2 separate regions of the Homo sapiens genome follow, and region 2 is linked to region 1. Evidence: read pairs that join two places in POLR2A ChIA-PET (ENCODE). Cell type or tissue: HepG2. All regions are shown on one strand. Each heading gives the region's core, and the rest is flanking DNA. Links, peaks and the distances in the headings are about the cores only. Region 1 overlaps SHMT1 (serine hydroxymethyltransferase 1). Region 2 overlaps MYO15A (myosin XVA).

What was found. Peaks named below come from ENCODE experiments on the same cell type or tissue, not always from the same donor. Only the 100,000 strongest peaks of a DNase experiment are listed, where the experiment ranks them.
Region 2: POLR2A ChIA-PET joins it to region 1 with 5 read pairs; 2 of 35 experiments call an interaction of 5 or more read pairs at or near these places.

Annotation. Positions count from the first base shown.
Region 1 is chr17:18,345,810-18,352,062 of GRCh38, reverse strand. SHMT1 (serine hydroxymethyltransferase 1) reads left to right here. Exons shown (of 12, transcript NM_004169.5): 4 at 3,623-3,738; 5 at 4,407-4,567. Among named protein-coding and RNA genes, the nearest start is that of MIR6778, 8.0 kb to the right of the region's middle. In HepG2, for the core only: no CTCF peak of the experiment used is centred there; no DNase peak of the experiment used is centred there.
Region 2 is chr17:18,135,698-18,140,697 of GRCh38, reverse strand. It overlaps MYO15A (myosin XVA), which reads right to left. Exons shown (of 66, transcript NM_016239.4): 13 at 4,874-4,987; 14 at 4,223-4,281; 15 at 4,012-4,135; 16 at 3,019-3,114; 17 at 2,452-2,583; 18 at 1,762-1,887; 19 at 1,087-1,164; 20 at 33-181. Among named protein-coding and RNA genes, the nearest start is that of MYO15A, 29 kb to the right of the region's middle. RefSeq lists enhancers at 3,594-4,587, 4,588-5,000. In HepG2, for the core only: a CTCF peak has its summit at 572 (motif pointing left); DNase peaks (open chromatin) are centred at 537 and 2,187.

The sequences.
Region 1 (6,253 bases), core at 631-5,630:
ACCAGCCTGGGCAATATAGTGAGACGCTGTCTCCAAAACAAAATTTAAAAATTAGCCGGACATGGTGGCATGCGCCTGTAGTCTCAGCTACTCAAGAAACTGAGGTGGAGTATCGCTTGAGCCCAGGAGATCAAAGGCTGCAGTGAGCTATGATTTTGCCAATGCACTCCAGCTGGGGTGACAGAATGAGACCCTGTTTCTAAATTTAAAAAAAACCCCGAAAAACCACAACTTAAATAGAAGTGTAATTACATCGTTTATTCATGTTAAAGGGCTTGTTGTTTTTTTTTTACACGGAGTATCGCTCTGTCACGAGGCTGGAGTGCAGTGGCACAATCTCGGCTCACTGCAGCCTCCACCTCCCAGGTTCAAGCGATTCTCTTGCCTCAGCCTCCCAAGTAGCTGGGACTATAGGCACGTGCCACCACACCCGACTAACTTATTTATTTATTTATTTTTTGTATTTTTAGTAGAGACGGGGTTTCACCGTGTTAGCCAGGCTGGTCTCGATCTCCTGACCTCATGATCCGCCTGCCTCTGTCTCCCAAAGTGTTGGGATTACAGGCGTGAGCCACTGTGCCCAGCCAATTAAAGGGCTCTTTTAAAAGGTAATTATTGGCTGGGCGTGGTGGCTCATGCCTGTAATTCCAGCACTTTAGGAGGCCGAGCTGGGTGGATCATGAGGTCAGGAGATCGAGACCATCCTGGCTAATACGGTGTAAACCCCATCTCTACTAAAAAAAAATACAAAAAAATTAGCCAGGTGTGGTGGCTGGCGCCTGTAGTCCCAGCTACTCGGGAGGCTAAGGCAGGAGAATGGTGTGAACCTGGGAGGTGGAGTTTGCAGTGAGCCGAGATCGCGCCACTGCACTCCAGCCTGGGTGACAGTGAGATTCCGTCTCAAAAAAATAATAAAAATAAAAATAAAAGGTAATTATTACATGTTTTCATTATATTTTGTTAATATAATTTAATATTAATCTACCTTTGGAACATTATTTAAAATCAAAGGCAATATTTGAAAACAATAGGCAAGGCGTGGTGGTTCACACCTGTAATCCCAGCACTTCGGGAGGCTGAGGCAGGTGGATCACCTGAGGTCAGGAGTTTGAGACCAGCCTGGCCAACATGTCGAAACCCTGTCTCTACTAAAAATACAAAAATTAGCTGGGTGTGGAGGTGCGTGCCTGTAATCCCAGCTACTCTGGAGGCTGAGGTAGGAGAATCGCTTGAACTTGGGAGGCGGAGGTTGCAGTGAGCCGAGATCGCACCACTGCACTCCAGCCTGGGAGACAGAGCAAGACTCCATCTCAGAAAAAAAAAAAAGAAAACAGTGTTGACCTAACGTTAATGACTTTGCTTGATACAAACCTAAAAACAAAGTTCTGGGTTTAAAACAAAATGTTATGTATGTGTGAATAAATGAATGACAAGGTCTCGTTGTCTTGCCCAGGCTGGAGTGCAGTGGTGCAATCTCGTCTCATTGCAGCCTCAAACTCTTGGGCTCAAGCAATCCTCCTGCCTCAGCCTCTCTGTAGCTAGGACCACAGGTGCGTGCCACCACACCAGGCTAATTTTTAATAGACATGAGGTCTTGCTGTGTTGCCCAGGCTGGTTTCAAACTCCTGGCCTCAAGCAGTCTTCCCACCTGAGCCTTCCATATTACTAGGATTACAGGTGTGAACAACCACATCTGGCCTATTTATTTTTTATTTATTTATTTATTTATTTTGAGACGGAGTCTCACTCTGTCGCCCAGGCTGGAGCGCAGTGGCACGATCTCGGCTCACTACAAGCTCCACCTCCCGGGTTCACGCCATTCTCCTGCCTCAGCCTCCCGAGTAGCTGGGACTACAGGCGCCCGCCACCACACCCGGCTAATTTTTTATATATTTTTTAGTAGAGACGGGGTTTCACCATGTTAGCCAGGATGGTCTCCATCTCCTGACCTCGTGATCCGCCCGCCTCGGCCTCCGAAAGTGCTGGGATTACAGGCGTGAGCCACCGTGCCCGGCCTATTTTTTATCTATTTTTATTTTTTTGAGACAGAGTTTTGCTCTTGTTGCCCAGGGTGGAGTGCAATGGTACAATCTCGGCTCACCGCAACCTCCGCCTCCCAGGTTCAAGCAATTCTCCTACCTCAGCCTCCTCAATAGCTGGGAATACAGGCGTGCACCACCACGCCTGGCTAATTTTGTATTTTTAGGAGAGATGGGGTTTCTCCATGTTGGTCAGGCTGGTCTCGAACTCCTGACGTCAGGTGATCCGCCCACTTCGGCCTCCCAAAGTGCTGAGATTACAAATGTGAGCCACTACGCCGGGCCCGGCCTATTTATTTTTTTTAGAGTTAGGGTCTCACTGTGTTGCTCCAGCTGTAGTGCAGTGGTACAATCAAAGCTCACTGCAATCTCCAACTCCTGGGTTCAAGTGATCCTCCCACCTCAGCCTTCCAAGTAACTAGGACTATAGGTGCAAGCCACTATACTTAGCTCATTTGTAAAATTTTTTGTAGAGCTGAGATCTCACTATGTTGCCTAGCTGGTCTTGAACTCCTGGCCTCAAGCAGTTCTCCCACCTCAGCCTTCCAAATCTCTGAGATTACAGACATGAGCCACTGCATGTAGTTACTTTAAATTTTTTTTTGAGACTGAGTCTTGCTGGGATGCCCAGGCTGGAGTGCAGTGGGGCGATCTCGGCTCACTGCAACCTCCACCTCCTGGGTTCAAGAGATTCTCCTGCCTCAGCCTCCCGAGCAGCTGGGATTACAGTCACCCGCCACCACTCCCGGCTAATTTTTGTATTTTTAGTAGAGACGGGGTTTCACCATATTGGCCAGGCTGGTCTGGAACTCCTGACCTCAGGTGATCTGCCCACCTCGGCCTCCCAAAGTGCTGGGATTACAGGCGTGAGCCACCATGCCCAGCCTAAGCTTGACTACTTTAGGGACCTCATAAAAGTTGAATCATACAGTGCTTGTCTTGTGGTGACTGGTTTGTTTCACTTAGCATAATGTTCTCAGGCTCATCCCTGTTGTATTAATAGCATGTGATAGGATTTCTTTCCTTTTTTTTTTCTTTTTCTTTTCTTTTTTTTTTTTGAGACAGGGTCCAGGCTGGAGTCCAGTGGCGTGATCACAGCTCACTGCAGCCTTTACCTCCTGGGCCAAAGTGAATCTTCCCTTCTCAGCCTCCCAAGTAGCTGGGACTATGGGCACACACCACAACACCTGGCTAATTTTTTGAAATTTTTTGTAGAGATGGGGATATTGCTGTATTGCCCAGGCTGGTCTCGAACTCCTGGGCTCAAGCAATCCTCCTGCCTTGGCTCCTCAAAGTGCTGGGATTATAGGTATAAGCCACCTCTCCCAGCCAAAACCCCCTCTTTTTATAGATGAGATATTTGCTCCAAGTTGCACAGCTGGTTTGGTCTCTTGACTGTAGATTCCAGAGGCATTGGTGGAACACTTGATCATGCTGGCTTCAGCATCTGCATGTTAACAAGCTCTTCTCATTACTTCTCTCCACTTTAGTTTCACTGTCCCACCCCTAAGCTTCTTTGGCCTCTGTGAAGCACAGACTTTCTGGGTCTGAGTGGATCTAAGTCTCCTGCTCTTCTCCCACAGATACTATGGCGGGACTGAGTTTATTGATGAACTGGAGACCCTCTGTCAGAAGCGAGCCCTGCAGGCCTATAAGCTGGACCCACAGTGCTGGGGGGTCAACGTCCAGCCCTACTCAGGTGCTTGTCTCATCCATATGGCCTGGTGCAGCCTCTTCATGTGCATCCCCCAGGGCCGACATGCACCAAGAAGAGTCCTAAGATGGACTGCCATGGACTGCCATAGGCCGGGCCCAGTGGCTCACGCCTGTAATCCCAGCACTTTGGGAGGCGGAGGCAGGCAGACCACCTGAGGCCGGCAGTTCAAGACCAGCCTGACCAACATGGAGAAACCCGGTCTCCACTAAAAATACAAAAATTAGCTGGGTGTAGTGGCACATGCCTGTAATCCCAGCTACTCGGAGCCTGAGGCAGGAGAATTGCTTGAACCTGGGAGGCGGAGGTTGCAGTGAGCTGCCGAGATGGCGCCATTGCATTCCAGCCTGGGCAACAAGAGCGAAACTCCATCTCAAAAAAAAAAAAAAAAAAAACTGCCATAAATAAAAGATAAGTCACGCATCCCTCTGCATTACCCTTGGGCTCCCAGCTCTATACCCCCTCCCAGGCAGTGCCCTCTCTCTGAACTTCACCTCTCAAGGCTGGTGGTGAAGGGGCACCTCCTGGAGCTCAGGGAAGGTACAAGGCCTGTTCTCGCCACTCCTGGGTGAAGGCTTAGTGGCCAAGGTCCCGGATGCCACTTGGTACCTCAGTTAGAAATAATCATGTCTCCTCTGGTCCACTCGTTTCAGGCTCCCCTGCAAACTTTGCTGTGTACACTGCCCTGGTGGAACCCCATGGGCGCATCATGGGCCTGGACCTTCCGGATGGGGGCCACCTGACCCATGGGTTCATGACAGACAAGAAGAAAATCTCTGCCACGTCCATCTTCTTTGAATCTATGCCCTACAAGGTAAGCATGTGTTTCTCTCCTAGCTTTTATTTCCTTGGGAAACCTCTGATGCTTGGCTGTGCCTGCAGGGGTAAGTTTGGTTTATGTGTCACTACAGGAAGTCCCCACCTCGCACCGTTTTTAATTTCCTTGCAGCGGGGACTCCTCAGGTTTTCAGGACCCGCTGGGGCAGCTGGGATGGAGAGACGAGGGTCTGAGCTGAGGCCACAGGGAAACCAGTGAGGGAGGCAACTACTGAGGAGAGTTCAGATGTGGCAGGGGCAGTGGCAACTGCTTGGAATAGCAACCCTGGGGAATAGCAACCAGGTCACTACAGTTGGACCCCAGCAACAGCCACCACCTCTGCAGCTCTGCCCTCGCCTGGTGACATCTCTGCTCGGAGCCCCTGTGGGCCAGCAGCAGCACAAGGATGCAGTAGCTACAGGCATGGCAACGTCCCCAGCTCCAGCACCAAAACCAGCAGCCCGGCACCATCCACAGCCACAGTCCTCCATGGCCACGTTAGGGCTAGCCCCTGCCTGTGTATAGTGGCTACAGAGGAACAGACAGTGGTTTGACTTAGGGCGTTCAACTTTAGGATAGTGCAAAAGTGACATGCGTTATTAGCTGTACTTCAAGCCCCCCATACGACCATTCTGCTTTTCAGTTTCAGTACAGTATTCAGTAGATTACATGAGATAGTCAACACCGTATTATAAAATAAGGTTTGTGTTTGACTATCTTGCCCAGTGGAGGGTACCACAGTGTCCTCAGCATGTTTAAGGTAGGCCAGACTAGGTTGTGATGTTTGGTAGGTTAGGTATATTACATGCATTTTTGACTTTATGATATTTTCAGCTTAATGATGAGCTTATTGGAATGTAACCCCATAAGTTGAGGAGCACCTGTATGGCTCAGGTGTACACCCCATTGCCATTGCCACCCCACTGCACATACCTGATAACGCAGCCAGCCCAGCAGTGGAACCAACACCATCAGAACCAGTGCCAAGTGCTGCCTCTAGGGTGTGCAGGGCCCCAGGCAAATACTTGTTTTTCGTGGGACCCGTCTGTATAAACAGTTGGGTCAAAAAATGCCTGTAAGATGTGTGGGCTTATTCAGGCATGGTGATTTATCTATAAAAACGAAGGATAATGGGAAGAAGAGGTAACTTGCTTTTTCTTTTAGTGTCCAGTGTTGGTGATTCTTTCTAGTGTCCCGGAACCATCTTTTCATGTTCTTTATTAATAAATGTGCCATTCCTGCTTAGTTTCATGTTTGTTACCATGAAAAAAGGTAGCACTGCATCCTTCTGCTTGGCTGGCATTGCATGGTCTTGGGTGCATGCTGTCCATGGTTCTGTGTGTACTCAGCCTTTGTCTCAGTGCTGGTGATTGCACGTGTGCTCTTTTTTGCAGTCATTTCTTTTCACAGAACACCTAGGTGTTTGCAGTCACAGATCTCCTCATTGGCCAAGGCCAGCCTTGAAGCTAGATTTTGAAACATGTCACAATAGTAACAAAATAGTTTGTCTTGGCTGGGCTCGGTGGCTCACACCTGTAATCACAGCACTTTGGGAAGCTGAGGTGGGCAGATCACCTGAGGTCAGGAGTTCGAGACCAGCCTGGCCAACATGTTCAAACCCTGTCTCTACTAAAAATACAAAAAATTCCTCAGGTGTGGTGGTGCACACCCGTAGTTCCAGCT
Region 2 (5,000 bases), core at 1-5,000, 210 kb after region 1:
TGGGTGCTCCGCCCACCTGCCCCCCACCCCACCTCTCCATCTTTTCCACCAGATCCAGGAGTGACTGCTGGAACTTGGCGGCCACAGTGTGCGCCTTGTAGAGCCGAGTGACGGAGCTGCTCTTGCCCAGGCGCTGAGGGGCAGCCTGTGGGGCATGGCTGGAGAAGAGGTGTGCCACCACCTGGGCAGGGGTCGGGGCAGGGAAAACAGACAGGCAGGGTCCGGGAGACCGAAATGAGGAGGAAGAGAGAGCAGGAGTAAATCTCCGGACCAGGGGGATCTGAAGACTAACTGGACCCCTGTTCTCTCTGCAAGGCCTCTGTCATCCTGGCTTGCATGCTTCTCAAAACAGGTGGGGCTCAGCATCTTCCAAGGGATCCATCCCATAACTGGCTTTTTCCCCTTCAGTCTAAGGAACACACAGTTACTGACTGTGTGCCTGGCCCCAGGGTGGCCTGTTAGATACATGGTTGTGAACTCTGGCTATGACCTCATGAGGAGGTTGCCCAGTTGACAGGAGGAAGCGGAGGGCCAGATAGGGGAGGTGATGTTACCAGGCCTGTGCTCTGTCATAGGGCCATCTGCTGGCCGTAGTGTAGCTGGGATGCAGGGCCTCCCCAAGCCTTCAAGGAACCCAAAGTTGGTCCCCCAAGCTCTTCCCCGGGGCCTTATGGGTGGGGTGGGAGAAACTGAGAACACCAGGAGGTGGGACTGGGGGAACAGGTCTGGCAAGAAGCCAGGAAAGAATGGGCCAGGGAATGGGGTGGGGCCCAGAGTGGGGTAAGTACAGGGCAAGGCCACAGCTGGTGGGGTACAGGGTTAGAACTGGGAGCGGGGCCAGAGTCTAGCCACTGGGGCTGTGGGGAGCCAGAGGACAGGATCAGGATGAGGCGCTAGGTTTAGGGCGGAGCCAAGCTAGGTGGGAACAGGCCAGGAACAGGGTGTCCAGGCCACCCTTGTCTTTGTCTGGCCAAAGCTAAGCGGAGCCAGGACGTGGCAACACGGTCCCAGGCCTGAAGGCAGGCTGGGTGTGGGGGTGGGGACATGCCTGGGGGCAGGGCCAGAGCGGTGGGAGGCGAGGCTTACCCGTGTCCGGCTCCGTACGAACAGGTCCAGCACATCCTGGCGCACTTGGTCGTGGTTCTTGTCCAGGAACTTGTGCACCTGAAAAGGGGAACAATGGCCTGGGTAATCCTGGCCTCTGTCTCTCTGTCTATCCTAGGAGGGACTGGATCCTCCTCACTTCTATGGTCCCCACCCCTCCAGCCCCCACCATTCTCCCTACTCCTGGGGGAGGGGAGCATTCGCCATGGCTTCTCATGACCAACCTGGGTCTTGGCCTCACCCTCAGTGAAGGACATTGTCCTGTGCCCATTCTACAGATGAGAAAAGTAAGGCCCGGATGGGGACAGAGGCATGGAATCCTAGCCTGAGACACCTCCAGGGCAGGAATGTGCCTCAGATAATAGTGATGAGGGTGACCATAGTGATGTCACTATTGATGAGCTACTCTTTATCAAACCCACCCTACATTTTTCACACCTGCCCCATGAGTTGGGCACTATTATTACCCCATTTTCCAAGTGAGAGAACTGAGGCTCAGACTGGCTAAGCAATTTGCTCAAGGTCACAGAGCTGGGGCACAGCAGAGCCAGAATTGGACCTGGCTGTGAATGTCTGGGGCCAGTGTTGTGCTTCTGTGTCTCCAACAGCTAGCAGCACTGCAGCACCAGCGTCCAGGCCGACTGTCTTAGGGCTCACCTGGTAGGTGACCTTGCCTGCATAGTGCTTGATGGTGAACTCAGGCAGCGGCATCTTGGGTTTGGAATAGAGCGGGTTGGCGCCATGATGGTAGTGGCACTTCTGTAGGAAGGTGTGGTCTGTAGCCTGGGGGCAATTTAGGGATCAGTGGGTGGGCAGGAGGCCTGGACACCCTGTTCCTGGCCTGGTGGCAACCTCACTATCCCCGACTGCTCCCAACTGAGCACCAGAGAGGAACAACTCACAGCTTCCCATGGCTGCCCATCTCCCTGGGTCAGAAGGCGAGTGCCTTAGCTAGGCACTGGAGGCCTGAGTGGTCCCTTGAAGATAGGTGTAGCTGGGTGAGCTCCTAACTGCCTCCCCTCCAGGCCAACTGCCTTTGCACTCTATTGATCTCACTGCCATTCCACCCTTGTGTTTTGCAATCAGGATTTGAGGCCCAATTCCAAGGTTACCTACTCCAGGAAACCTTCTGTGGCTTTCCAGACTGGTGTAGCCTCTCTTCTGAACACCCACAGCGGCCCATCTGGCCTCAATCACCCCAGGTTGTGAATAGTAGGTCGGGTGTCCCAACCCCCCACTGCCTGACTCAGGCCAGAGCAGAGAGGAATGAAGGAGTCAGGGTGGGATGAGGACATGAGGCTGAGAGATCTGTGACCTGACTAGGCTCACACAGTGCCTGCGGCTCACCTGGGGAAAGCAACACTGGTCGTCAAGGATCCGCAGGATGCCATAAGGCTTCAGTGAGATGAGGTTGATGCAGGGCTGGTTGTCAGCAAAGGTGATCTCCTGCCAGTCTATCTGCTCACGGATGTACTCCTCCTGCAGGCAGTGGGCAGCAGGAGCTCAACCTCCCATCCCTGTCCAGGGCCCACCCACCCTCCCTCCCATGTTGAATCTGAAGGAGCCTGGCCAGCAGCACCTCTGCTTGCATACCTCCCAGAACAGGGAGCTCACCCCCTAATAAGGCAGCATGAGCCAACTCAGGGTCCTGCTGCTCCCTCTGCCTGGGACAGCCCAGTAGAGGAGAAGAAGGACCCCCACCAAGGGGACTCCTCTCTGAGCACAGCACCTCAGCACCTTTCCCTCCAGAACAGAGGCCTTCCCATGGGCTGGTCCCCAGCTTAGAATGCCTTTCCCTCTACTGTCTACTGATGTCAGAATTGCCCTTAAACAACCAGTATATCCTCATCTGTCTCCAAGGAGGTCCACTGGCCAGTCAAGACAGGGACAGGAGTATTAATGGGGCCCACACACCTGCTCCTCCTGGAAGACGATCTTGTTGAAAAGGTACTGAAGGTTCTCGTTTGCGTAGTTAATACACAGCTGCTCAAAGCTGTTGAAGCTCAGGTCCTGCCAGGTGGATGGGGGTGCTGGGACTGGTCCTTCCTTGGCCACCAGCCTGTTTGCCCCTACCTTCCCTGGTGGCAACTTCAAAAAGCTGGAGCTCAGCCACAGGCCCTCAGCTCACAACCCTCCACAGCTCCTGCTGCACCCAGGACAGAATCTGACAGGCTCTGTCCTGACAGCACAGGCAGTGCCTGAAGGCCAAGGCTCTGGGGCCTTCTGCCTGGGTTCAAATGCTGGCTCTGCCATTTTCTAGCTACATAACCTTGAATAACAGCCCCATGCCTCAGTTTCCCCATCTGTAAAATGAGGATACTGACAGTACCTGCCTCATAGGGTTGCTGTAAGGATGAAGTGAATTAACAAAGTGCTTTAAACAGCACCTGGCACATAACAGGTGCCACGTGAGTGCCTGTGATGGCTGCATGGTGATCTTGCCCTGTCCCTCACCACTTCCTTTGCTGTGCACTCACAAAACAGTCACCCCCCAACACACGAAGTCCAGTCCCAGACCTCATGACCCGCCACCCCTCCCAGCCCTTGCATATTCTGTTCCCTGCACCTACAGTGCCTTTGCTGGGTCTCAGGAGTGTCTCATCCTCATCCAGGAAGCCTTCCCCACCCAGCCTCACCTGGAAGCTCCCCAAGGGCAGGGCCCTGGCTGGTCCTTTCTGGGCAGCTGGTATTGCCCAGCACAGGGCCTGGCCCAGAGGCCTTGGGAGTACTTGTGGTGAGTAAAGAAAATGGAAGGAGACAAGGGAGATGGTGACAGGGAGGGGTCCATGAAGGGAGGATGGCACCTGCTGCAGGCACAGAAAGGGATGGGAAGGGCAGCCCGAGACGCCTGAGGGAGGCGAGACCTTGCCTATGTCCCCCGCCCCTCAGCCTCCTACACGGCCCCACCTCGAAACCATAGATGTCCAGGATGGCGATGGACAGTGTGTCCTGCCTTGGGGACACCAGCGCGTTGACCCTGGTGATGAGCCAGCTGAACAGCAGTGCATACAAGACCTTGGCGATGGCGTCCCTGGAGCAGAGGTGGTGCTGGTGTGAGCAGGACACCGTGGTGGGGTGCTGGGCCTCGGGGCTCAGGCAGGGGAGGGCGTGGCCTCACCTGGCATCCACAGCGCTCTCCACAGTTAGGGGCGTGAAGATCTTCTCTCGCATTGTCTCCTAGGGACGGGCACAGCCCTTGAGTGACATCAGGCTGGCCACTCTGCCTCCGGAAAGCCCCCAGGGGACTAAGGGAGTGGGATCATGGAGAAGGGAGGCTGGAGGGATGTTGTGACTGTGCACACAGAGACTAGGCAGGACCACCCCTGCCCCCACTCTGACTCTGCCTGGAAATGCTGGTAGTAGTGGGGACTGCAGGTCTAATGGGGGAGACAGAGGCATCAGCAGATACAATGAGATCAACCCTGGGAAGGGAGAATGGGCCTAGGACTGTGAAAGACCAGAGGAGGCACTGACCCGTCCAAAGATTAGGGAAGGCTTCTTAGAGGAGGGGATACCTGGATAGGGTCTTAAAGGATGAGTAGGTGTGAAAAGAGGAAGAGCATTCCGGGTAGAGGAAACAGCCTATGCAACAGTCTGAGACTGGAATCTGAAATGTCTCTGGGGTCTGAAATTACTCCCCTCCATGCCTGACCCAGGGACAGAGAGAGCAGGAGAGAGGGAGAGGCTGCCCACAAAGGATCGGCACAAGCAGCTCTGTCCAGGCCCTGGTAGAAAGCTTTGTTCGAAGGCCAGATGCCCACAGACTCACGGTCACTTTGAAGGTGATGGCCTTCTGCAGGCCCTCAGGGGAGATCTGCAGCAGCTCTGCCACGGCCTGGATCTCTCGGGCACTCACCACTGAGGCCACCTCCTGTGCATCCGTCTATGCAAAATAC